Linked DNA regions of Homo sapiens: all the other regions are linked to region 1. Evidence: chromatin contacts called from ENCODE Hi-C data. All regions are on one chromosome and are shown on one strand. Each heading gives the region's core, a stretch centred on a gene start or an enhancer-like site at or near the end of the contact. The rest is flanking DNA. Distances are from core to core; before and after follow the strand shown.

Region 1 (3,670 bases), core at 663-3,162:
ACATAATACATGTTCAATAAATGTTATCTATTCCAATCATTATTATAATTAATAGCCAATCCTATTCTTATGATAGTTCTATCACTGTCTACTCATTTGCCTGGTAATCATATACTCTTTGTATTTTATAAATATATACATTAATATATTTTATAAATATTTTTATAATATTTTGAGTAATTTAAAATGCCCAAATGGCTGTTTTCTTGTGATACAACCATGGAGTACTTTCCAGGGTGGGTATGGCAGTGTGCAAAGGAAAAGGCCTGGCCCTGGGCAGTGCTATTTTCAGAGTGTGTGAGGGCCAGGCTGCACCACATCCCATATTTCCCTTTGAAGAAATCAGCCAACGTAACAAGCAAAGGTGCCAGGGAGGCCTTGAGGGTACCAGTGTACAGGGGACACTGCTACATGTGCATGCTGAGTGGCTGCCCGGGTCTGCCTTTGTGTACTAGGGGAATGTGTGGTGAGGCTGGAGGGGACAGAGCTGGCCACCTGTGAGAAGGACTCTCAGGGCTGCTGTCATCATTTGGCAGAGTCCATCCTTCTACTCCAACCCAACCTCACTCTCAGGGAGGGGACGGATGAGGACCGCTCATCCTATCATCTACAGGGTTTTTAAAGTGTGGGTCCTCATTCTCTGGCCTGGGTGGCCATGATCCGAGGGCATTTTGTTCTGGTGCACAGATACAAAGACTGGGGATGGGGAGGACAGTAATCTTTTATACAAGGACACATGAACCACCACACTGGTGCCTTAGAGAACATAGGCAACGAATACTCTGCTGCAGCATAAGTGATCGAAAGTCACACGTTAATGCAAATTATGTAAATCCTCACTAAATGATTTGAATAGAAAGGAAATCACCATAGCACCACTGTTCTCCATAACGTGAGCTGCAGTGTTCTATGCTGCATTTTACTTCCCCGGTATGAGGGCAGCTAGAGAGATGGTGGGATGACTTTCACTGTCTCTGGGGACCTTCAGACAAATTAGCTATCTTGTGAACAGTCCCAGGATGCCAACTTTCTAAATAAACATCAAAATGCATTTACTGTCTGTATCACTTAAGAGGTTGAGAATGGAGGGGGGAGCCTAACTGCAAACATTTGCGTGTTTTTATTTAACAATAGCTTAGCTATTAGACAATATAGAGTATTAGAAAGACTGTCTTAGAAGACTGAAGAGGTGAAGCTGGTGTTCTGAGTATGTCTACACAGCCTGCATAGAGGCAGATGTATATAAATGATCATGTTACTCTGCCTAAAATGGATAAAACTCGGAACAAAACAATCCACATTTAGTAATACCCTGAAGCTGACTCTAATTTGTATTCACTGTGACAACTCCTTACTTTCAAATCTGAAGTAATTATTAGAAAGTGAGAAAACAGACATTACTTTTGGGAAGCTGGGAGATGGCTTTATAGTCTAAGTTGCCACTAGATAGAATGACCCATAAAAATTACTTGGAAGGCTATTATCTCATAACCGGGGCCTATAAAATCTAACAGTTACAGATTCTCTCTCTCTCTCTCTGTCTCTCTCTCTCGTGTGTATTTTAATTAAAGACTTAAACTGCTAAGAGACAAAACTGAAAACATGTACGTAATCCAATTTTGCATAATGTCTCTGCGGTTTTGTAGTTGATTTTCCCCATCTGACCCTGACTTACATGTGATACACACACATTTACTGGTTTATGGTAGGAAAACTGCTCTGGCTGGGTACTGGCACTCGCCTTTGTGATTCAGGCATGAAACCATGAGGTGCCCAGCTGGAATTCAGAAGAAGTACATTAGGACAGAGGGGCAGCTTTGTATTTATTTATTAGGTTCTTCCAACTTAAGTTGCCAGGGTAGCATGAGCTTTTTAAAAACAGTTGTTTCTGGCCTTCCTGTTTTAGGCTTTTATCTAATAGAGTGTGAGAAGACATGAGTTCACATGCAGCTAAGGATGAGATTATTCAAACTGAAACCAACCCCACATATCAAACCGTGGTGTCATTTTCGTCACTTTAACAGTAGAAAGGACACAGGAAAAAAAAAAGAATGAAATCATTTACTGAACTAACAGTTACATTTGTCCCCTCCTGCCTTGGATAAATAATGACTAATTTTTAAATAACAGATTGGTACAGCTCTGAGATTAGGAGACAGAAAGCATGGAAAGGTCCTCAGACCTTTTAGGTTTGGTGCTTTCCTGTTCCTCTGAATGGGCATTTTTCAAAACCATTTTGAATGTAAAAGGCTGTAGAGTTCAACACTGGGCTTCTTCCTACTTTATGAGGTTATACACAGGTTCAAGGGTGAGGGTAAAGACAAGCAGGTGCAGAGTTTCACACGGGAGGGTGGGGGGGGCGTGAGTGTGCATGCATACATATTTGTGGGAGATGAGCGTGCATGCAAATAGGTGTGCAGAAGTGAGTGCACACAAATGCACATGTGTGGGTGAGTGTGCATACAAGTACATGTGCAGGCGTTGATATGCATACATGTGTGCAGGCGTGAGTGTGTACACAGTGTGCAGGGGCCATGACTGTGCATGTATATGTACACTGCAGGGGCAATATGGAAAAAAACATGGAATACAATGCAGTTTAGCCACGACTGGCAGCCAAGATTGACCTTTAAGCCCATTTCATGGCCACTGCATATGCATTTTTTATTATATGCCAATCCCAGGACCTGGTGCAAAGATAGCCAGTAAGAAGTAAGATCTTCATCTTTTGAAGTATATAAGGGTTTTTTTTTTTATTTGCCTCTGTGCTAAGAAGAATGGCCAAATCATATTCCTCTTCATTCCAAGTTGGAGCAGAACAGCCTTAGGTTGCTGCCAACTGTTATCCTTCGAGAGGGCCACATATTTTGAGGTTTCAGAGACAGTGAGGTAGATTCTGCCTTGAGAAATATCAGACACTCAAGTACTCCGGCGACACACTGAGCAAATGTTTTTGCCAGCAGAAAGATATAGGTGGGTTCACCGTGGCGCAGGTGAGGGAGAGGAAGCTGTGCACAGTAAGCGCACTTTCTCTTCTCCAGACATCCTGGTGCCACAGTAGTTCCCATTCTCTCTCCTCTTCTGTAACTTCTAAGACCTTTGCCTTAAGTGAATGGATCCTCCTAAGACAGCCATAACTGCATTTATTTACGTCCCTGCTCTTTGACTTGAAAAGTTCACCCTTTCTTGGAGAGAGAGACTTGGAAAAGAGAGGCATGAAGGGTCTCAAGCCCTGGCAATTCTGCCTCAGTGAATCCGACTTCTACCTCCACAGTGAAATCTCCCTAGCTAGTTGAGGGGCAGCAGTATTAATTGTTCCTTCCTAAGAGTTGTCAAGCAAATCAACCTGAGAACTGGAATCCACCCAAGACACACCTATGCCTTTTACAATAAAGATTCAGTGAAGAATCCTGCCCTTCACAACAGCCTCCTCAAGTAGGGAAAACGCTACAAAAAATGGATACATGACAACCAGGAACTCCTTCACCCACAGAGAGATGTTTCTTTGATCTGCCTTATCTCTGCCATCTGTTTTCCCAACCTGGGCCAATGTGGTCTAATTTCAGTTCTTTCATATTTTCACAAGTCAGAGGGAAACCAGGAATCTTAAAGGTTTACTACTGAAAAGCACTTTATTTTCAGTAAGGTGCTTTAAAAAATAGAATTGTCA
Region 2 (3,670 bases), core at 609-3,108, 3.0 Mb before region 1:
AGTCTCCAGCTCTCTCCCTTCTCCCCTGGCTTGGCTGTGCCTCCTAGGAGGGAGTTCTGGGCCAAGAAGGCCACACACGCCCCCAGGCAGGCCACAGGCCCAGACTGCCTGGTCCTATAATACAGAAGATATGAGAGCCAGGAAGCCACAGAAACAGGCGTCAATGGGGCTTGGTGTCCCACACACAACCCCAGATTCATCAGACTCCAGCTCTTACTGTGCCATCTGGGCCACAAGGGAAATGGGAGCAGTGAAGTGGAGCTGGACCAGGAACCAGACACGAACCTACTCTGCTCCCAGGAAAGTAACTATGACCTCTGCGTCACTGTCCTTTGGTCTCTCAAGGATCCCACTTCCATTGCCTGTCCCTTAAACGCCCGGGAAGCGGCCTCTACCCCCTAAGAAGGTGAATGAATCCCCTGCTGGTGTTCTGAAGGCACCCGAGGTAGGTGAGGTCCAGGGAGCACCTGGGACAAGCAGAAGGAACAAGCCCCCTGAGGATGCGGAAGCAGAGTGACCAGGCCCATCGCAAGGCAACCCCTGAGCGAGGGATAATGCAGGACCTTATGAGCAGAAGCGGGGCTAACAACCAGCAAGGCCAGAGGACAGGCAGCCCTTTGCCAAAGGTGTCGACTTCTGCCCAGCTTTCTCTTGTTCTGGCAACGGCTGTCAGTGTCTGTTGGTGGAAGAACATGCCCCTGGTGCCAGAAGGCTGGGGTTTGAGTCTCATCTCTTTCTCATATCTGTGTCTTGGGGGAGGTTACTTAACTTCTCTGGGCCTCAGTTTTCTCCTCTGCACAGCAGAAATATAATCATATCTCTCTCACAGTTATTGTGATGAGCGTGGCAAAGCATTTTTTGTAAACTACAAGGAAGCGGGCAGTGGCTCCGAAGTTGTGTGTGATTGGACCTCACAGGACAAAACTGAGGTAACAGAGGATCACAATGCACCTTTTTCAGTTTGATATAATCATCTTGAAATTACATTTATCAGGATCATACAGAGTCTTCCCAAAACTGAAGGCCATGCATAACTTGTCCACCTCAAGCCCTTTGAACAGAGAACATGCATGTAGAGACTTCCAGAAAAATCCAATAACTGTTATCCAAATGGTCAAAAATCCAGCTGGGCTCAAGTGAGGTAACAGACATAGAAAACTGTGAAGAGTTAAAAACATGATGATAAAAAAGGACTTTGTTGGCCAGGCGCAGTGCCTCATGCCTGTAATCCCAGCACTTTGAGAGGCTAAGGCAGGCGAATCCCTTGAGCCCAGGAGTTTGAAACCACCCTGGGCAATATGGTGAAATCTCATCGCTACAAAAATTAGCCCGGCATGGTGGTGTGCACCTCTAGTCCCGCCTACTCAGCAGACTGAGGCAGGAGGATCGCGTGAGCCCAGGAGTTCAACGCTACAGTGAGCTGTGATTGTACCACTGCATTCCAGCCTGGGTGACAGAGTAAGAGCCTGTCTCAAAAAAAAAGGCTTTGTAATAAACTTTTCTGATGTTTTTCAGAATTCAATTTGTATAAATTTGAGACATCTACATTTCACAAATGTGATTATCCCATGCGATAATAAAGGAAGGTTTATCCCACTATTTCCTAAGCCTGGAGCTTCCTTAGACTTGTACGTAATTCCTGGTGCCCCTGACAGGCACCTTTCCAGCCTCTACGGAATCTTTAGCAGCCCCACGACACCAGGCTGAGCCTCGTGACATTGTGGCCACCAAGCGTGGGAAGGAACTACTAAACTTCAAAGTTGACTCAACCAAAAGAGAAAAATCGCAAGTCCCCGATGGAAAGGTGTTGATGGCTCTCTTTTCAAACACCTCCACGCCTGGCTGGGCACAAAGGCCTGACAGTGCCCCGAGCTACATCAACACAAGCTGGGTTCAAAGACTCACAGGTCTAAGCATCCTGGGCACCACAGAGATAGGAAAGTCCATGTGGAAACAGATCGTCTTTTCTATCAACCATGTGTGAATTTTGAACTCCTTTTCTTCTCAGTGTTAGAAAAGGAAAACCAACCCACTTTGCGGTCTCTCTGCGGTGTCTTTAGAAGGCCAGTTCCTTTACGTGCCTCTCAAGCCCATGCTGAATTTCTCTGTTCTCGTCCTAGTGCCTCTTTTGACAAGCCACGAGCCTCACTCAGCCCAGAGTGACACTTATCACTGGGCCGTGTGAAAACTGGGGGGCTGGGGAGGAAGTGAGAAGGATGCGAAAGCCGAGGCGGGAGGAGGGGGTGCCGCCTGAGGCCCTTGCGGCCAGCAGTGGAAACGCAAACTTGACATTTCCATTTTCCATCACCTTCTGATCTCAGGCCCCCAGTGCGATGCGATGCGCTGGCTTTTCATTTCCACTCCCTTTCACACCCAGCACATTAAAGGCCGCTGCAAGAACAACAATGGAAAAAGGCTCAGGGCTTTAAATCACGAAGCCTGGGGAAATTCAACAGTTGCTATCTCCAGCTTCTCTACCCAAAGCACCAAAAAAGCCTTCCCTGAGGGAGTCCAGGCCCCCTCCCAGGGCGGGCGGCAGGAGTACTGCTTTTGATCATCTGTACTTCTGCGGCCACTCTCAAACTTCCCTCCCCAAACACCACAGCCCGGCTGTGAGCTGAAAGAGCTCCCTTTGGCCCTCCATCAGAAGCGGACTTTCTGACCATTCACTAATTCTAGCAAGAAGGTCCACTAAGTATTGTAAAATGTATAGCTTCCCGCCTGCTTTTTCTCTGACCTAGTTAAAAGCACTGTGTTGGACATACATCTTCTCGACCATATGAAAAGTGGGAATAAATGTCTTAATTGGTACCAAGTCCCTGAGCACGTGAGCCAGCTTGCTAGATGCTCAGACAGGACTCTACAAACATGAGCCCAGGTCATATATTTACTAAGATGTGCTCCCAGGTGGCTCTCAAATGGCACAAAGAGGAAAGACCCCAGCAGAAATCAAGATGGGTGGGAAGCTGTTCTTTTCATGAGAGTGAAAAGACTGGAGCTATCTCATTTTGGGCTGAGAAGCCCTGGCTGGCCATAGCACAGCTGCCAGTAAAGGGAAACAGCGCCACAGGCTGCCTGGAGGAGCTGGTCTCCTATGCGGCAGACACTGGCTGTCAAAGGGTTGTGTGGCCCCAACGTGAAATAATGGCTGTACTTATGAATTGGTTTGTTTATATGCCATCAACCAGGATGCTCTGCCAGCTTGCTGCTTTAAGAACGACAAACTATTGAATGCAATTGAATGCCTATCGAATGCAAAGACCTCAGGGAATTTCAGACACAGGGAGAGGGTGAGTTCCACGGTCCTCTCAGACAGAAAAGTTTGGGTTTACTGCTAGCCAAAAACCAGGAGTACAACAGGAACTGCTGACGTCATAAAGCTTGGCCAGAAACGTAGTCAGGTAGTGCCCTGAGCACAGCCTAGACACTGGCGCTCTAAGAAACAGCCCTTTGCCCAAGGCTATCTGGAAGAAATAGAACAGGGCACAACACAATAGTGTGGCAGGAAATCAACTGAGTGGGTTGGCAAAGAGCATCTTTCTTAAAAGAATAGAAGAGAACATAGAGTGTACCCTAGGTAATAAGGGAAGTATTATTTTGTAAAACATTTAAGTTTTATATATTCATATGTATGAATATTACATAGATATGTAATATATACATTATTATA
Region 3 (3,670 bases), core at 551-3,050, 2.3 Mb before region 1:
CTCCTTTTTTCAGCCTCAATGCATTTTGAAAGAAGTTGGAAGTTAGAACACTTTCTGAAGTATGACTGTTTGCTTGTTACTTAGCTTGTCTGATCCTTGTAAAATAGGAATAATGGGAATATTGACTGGGGAGAAAAAGGGGAGATGCAAATCTGCACACGTGACATCATCCTATTTATGTTAAAATATATACATAGAGACTTACTAGCATAAAATATGCCAAGATATTCATGGTGGTTATCTCTGGGCTGTGAGATGATGGACAAATCTGAATTTCTTCCTTATATCACCCAGTTTGATTGCTCTTTTCACTAAATTTGTTCCCAAATGACTTTTTCTGTTTCCAAAATCGTATTCATTCCCAAAGGACAAAGAGTTGCTGCCTTTAATAATATATTTTTTTAAATGGCTTTGAAGGAAATCATAAAAAGATTTTCAGCACAGTTTTGACCACTGGCAATTCTTTGGAATAAATGAATAAGGTGGCTGATTTGAAGGAACAAGATTCACTTTGACGTATAATTTCTGGAATATTGCAAAATCAGTTGTGGTGCTTTGATAGCTATGCCCATACTTGGAAGGAAAGCAGGCTTATCCCATTGTTCTTTTGGTGTTTTTTTGAACTCCAGATCAATATAACATGCGATTGTAGTAATCTGACCAGTCATCTGGAAAGTTCCAGTATATGAAAAGTAGATTTGTATTTAAAAAAAAAAAAACACCCTTTCATTGAATGCTTTAATATAAAACAAACCTTCCTGACTTGTTTTATAAAAAGAGGAACTATACTACATTTGAAACTAAACTGTGGGAAAAAAAATGTGGTTCTGAAGAATATTCTCTGGTCTTAAATAGAGAATATGAAAATCAAATATGATCAGCTGTCATACACAAAAGTGTATTTTATTAATAAAAATGAAACAGAGCACTGTAAAATAGGAAGTAAACATTAGCTTTACACAAGGTTTTGCTTCATAGTCCTTTTAAACTTAATCTTCGCCAAAGGCTGAGAAGCGATTCACAGGCCTTTTAAATAGGTGGCTTCACTATCTCTCACTTATTTCTATTGATGTATTTTGGCTGGGAAAGAGAAATGCTTATATTCAATATCTATGGAATTGAGAATTTGAATATTATCTTTATCAAAAAAGATAAGGCATATGACATTGAGTATTAATAGATCAGAAATATTTATTTGATTGACAACTCAGTTACTTTTGCTTCTCCAATGGACACTCCATAAATATTCGAATGCGTCTTATGTCTACTGTGTGCATAGCCTTATGCTAATTCCATGAATGCAATGGTGATGTGTTTCCAGCTAACATCTGGAAGCCTTATTCTGCCAAAGATGAGAGATCACGGTACAGAATGTTCCTAATAAGAGTATTTTATTATCCATCCTGTACTCGCATGGTCCCTGTTCTCAATGACTTTATAGTCTTGTTGATAAGGTTTCAAACATGCAAGTATTGAGTAATATGTCAGACTGACTTCTAGAAAACGTTTTATTGACTATGATCAGGGGCCCAAATATAGGACACCAAAAAGAAGGATTTAGGGTGGACAAGTTGTAGAGAAGCTAAAGGAACCAAGGAAGGTGTCACAAAAGAGGTGGTTTGAGGAGTGTGTGATGCAAGGATAGGGTAATAATTCATCTCTAGTCTAAATCAGACCTTATTTTGGCAATTTTATTAGTCATCAACTACCGCAATAATGTATAACAAATAATGCCCCAAGTCTCACTGGCTGACGCCACAAACATTCATTTTTTTATTCACAGGTCTGTGGATTGGCAGGGACTCAGCTGATCTTGGCTGGGCTCCACTGGGCATGGCTCCAGGCTCCAGGTCTACTTTGGGCCTGCTTTATATATTTTGTTCTGGAACTGGCACCACCTGGGGCATAGTCTTCTTACGGTGATGGCGGAAATACAACAGGCCAAGTCAAATCATGCAAGCACATTTAAAGCCTCTTTTACATCATTTCCACTAGCGTCTGTTATTCAAGGCAAAGCCTGTGGCTGAGCCAAGCTTCCATGGGGTGAGGAAAAACACTGCACTCATTCTAGTGAGAGCCACTGCAAAGTCACATGGCAAAGGTCACGGGTGTAGAATTCTGTAACAGAGAGAGAGTGAAGAATGGGAAACAAAAATTCAATGTACCCCAGTCACATTTTTGAAAAAAATAGTGGAAAAATTGCAAACAGTATAGATTAAAAAAACAACAACAACAAAACCTGCACAGTACAGGAACCAAGTGAAGAATGTAGGTGGAGATAATTGTGTTTAGCTGGCCTGAAATGAAAAGACTAATAGTCACTTCCACCACTATCTTTGAGTTTGCAAGTTTGTGAGGGGCCTAATGCTGACTAGTGGACCCTCCTGGCTGAAAAAAAAAAGACAGTAGACTGGAGTTAAATGAGAACTCAAGTTGCGAGAAAAATCTTCCCTCTTTGGGAGATAAAGCCCTGGCAGCAAGAACTGAAGGAGGTAGAGTACTATTTCTGCATCTTCAGGGAGAGCTGCAAGGAGAGGGAGCTGTGTCTTGTCTCACTGAGGTGCCTGGACAAGATGAACATTTCAGGTCTTTTTCAGTTCTAGGTTTCTATGATGTCAGTGCTACTTCCCTTTCCAAAACCCCACAGTGGCCAGGCATCACAGTGCCACAAGTGAAAAGACCCATGACTGCCTTTATAAGTAAGTTCTTCTTTTGGTTTCTCTGGCAGGAGGCAGATGGAGGAGGAGAGAAAGGCCAGAGGTCTGTTTTGGGGTTGTTGTCTCTGGTTGTCTAAGTCATGCCAAGACACCACCCCTTGGAGCCTGGTTCCTGACATCCGGCAGCATGGCATACTTGAAGGGCATGATGTGGGGATAACAACAGAGCCCTGGCTGAGTCCGGTGGCTCACGCCTGTAATCCCAGCACTTTGGGAGGCCGAGGCAGGCGGATCACCTGAGGTCAGGAGTTTGAGACCAGCCTGGTCCACGTGACAAAACCCTGTCTCTACTGAAAATACAAAAAAAGTTTGCCGGGCATGGTGGCACACACACACACACGCACGCACACACACACACACATGCCCCCATAAGCATCCCAGTATTTGGAAGCAATCAGTTGATTTTTTTTCTTTTTAGAATTCAGTTTGGTGTTATAGGGACACTGCTAGCCTCAGGCAGTGCCGCAAGAGCAGATCAAGGCTCTGATTAAAAAATTCCTCAGTTGCTCCCAGCTGGAGATGTCTGCTTACAAAGCCCTTACAAAGAAATGTTTTTCAATAGGCAACATTCTCTGGTCTGGCCCCACCAAGGAAGTACAGCAGGAAATCTCACAGGCATCCCGATTGCCATTGCCCTCCTGCTCCCAGACACACACTTGGCCCCAACTGGCCTCTGACATGCTCCATGGGGAGCAAAATGGACTTGCTCCATTTTATCCATTGCTCTGGGCTCCACGGTGTTAAGCATGATGGCTTGGAAACTCTATATACCCAGTAAATGAATGCTTGTTGAATAACTTAATGAACACACCCCATGTCAGCCTATCTCCTCAATGCACATCCGCCAGCCACCTCAGCTCAGGCACCTCGCTGATTTTCAAAACATGGGCTAAAAGCTACCATAGGGCATCTAATTATACCTTCTGGTGTAGAAGGTGTTCTCTCATAGGAGG

Evidence for each region. A loop is a pair of places that touch in the nucleus more often than their neighbours do. Pooled maps may share reads with other maps.
Region 2: a map with no recorded cell type shows a loop between it and region 1 (25-fold over the local background). The contact joins two enhancer-like sites. A Hi-C loop is called at or near these places in 3 of 37 single-sample maps with no recorded cell type and 4 of 50 pooled maps.
Region 3: a loop to region 1 is called in a pooled map, with 5 times the contacts of the local background. The contact joins two enhancer-like sites. A Hi-C loop is called at or near these places in 3 of 37 single-sample maps with no recorded cell type and 3 of 50 pooled maps.

What each region holds. Positions count from the first base shown.
Region 1 is chr6:16,419,304-16,422,973 of GRCh38, forward strand. All of the region lies in intron 6 of ATXN1 (ataxin 1), which reads right to left. Among named protein-coding and RNA genes, the nearest start is that of GMPR, 180 kb to the left of the region's middle. RefSeq lists an enhancer at 1,901-1,950. Within about 2 kb of position 1,913, at least 9 of the 41 ENCODE cell types and tissues checked have a DNase peak (open chromatin) inside an H3K27ac peak, as active enhancers do.
Region 2 is chr6:13,426,178-13,429,847 of GRCh38, forward strand. All of the region lies in intron 1 of GFOD1 (Gfo/Idh/MocA-like oxidoreductase domain containing 1), which reads right to left. Among named protein-coding and RNA genes, the nearest start is that of GFOD1-AS1, 58 kb to the right of the region's middle. RefSeq lists enhancers at 1,652-2,081, 3,092-3,161. Within about 2 kb of position 1,859, at least 16 of the 41 ENCODE cell types and tissues checked have a DNase peak (open chromatin) inside an H3K27ac peak, as active enhancers do.
Region 3 is chr6:14,091,676-14,095,345 of GRCh38, forward strand. No RefSeq gene overlaps it. Among named protein-coding and RNA genes, the nearest start is that of CD83, 24 kb to the right of the region's middle. RefSeq lists an enhancer at 2,660-2,789 and a cis regulatory region at 3,661-3,670. Within about 2 kb of position 1,801, at least 7 of the 41 ENCODE cell types and tissues checked have a DNase peak (open chromatin) inside an H3K27ac peak, as active enhancers do.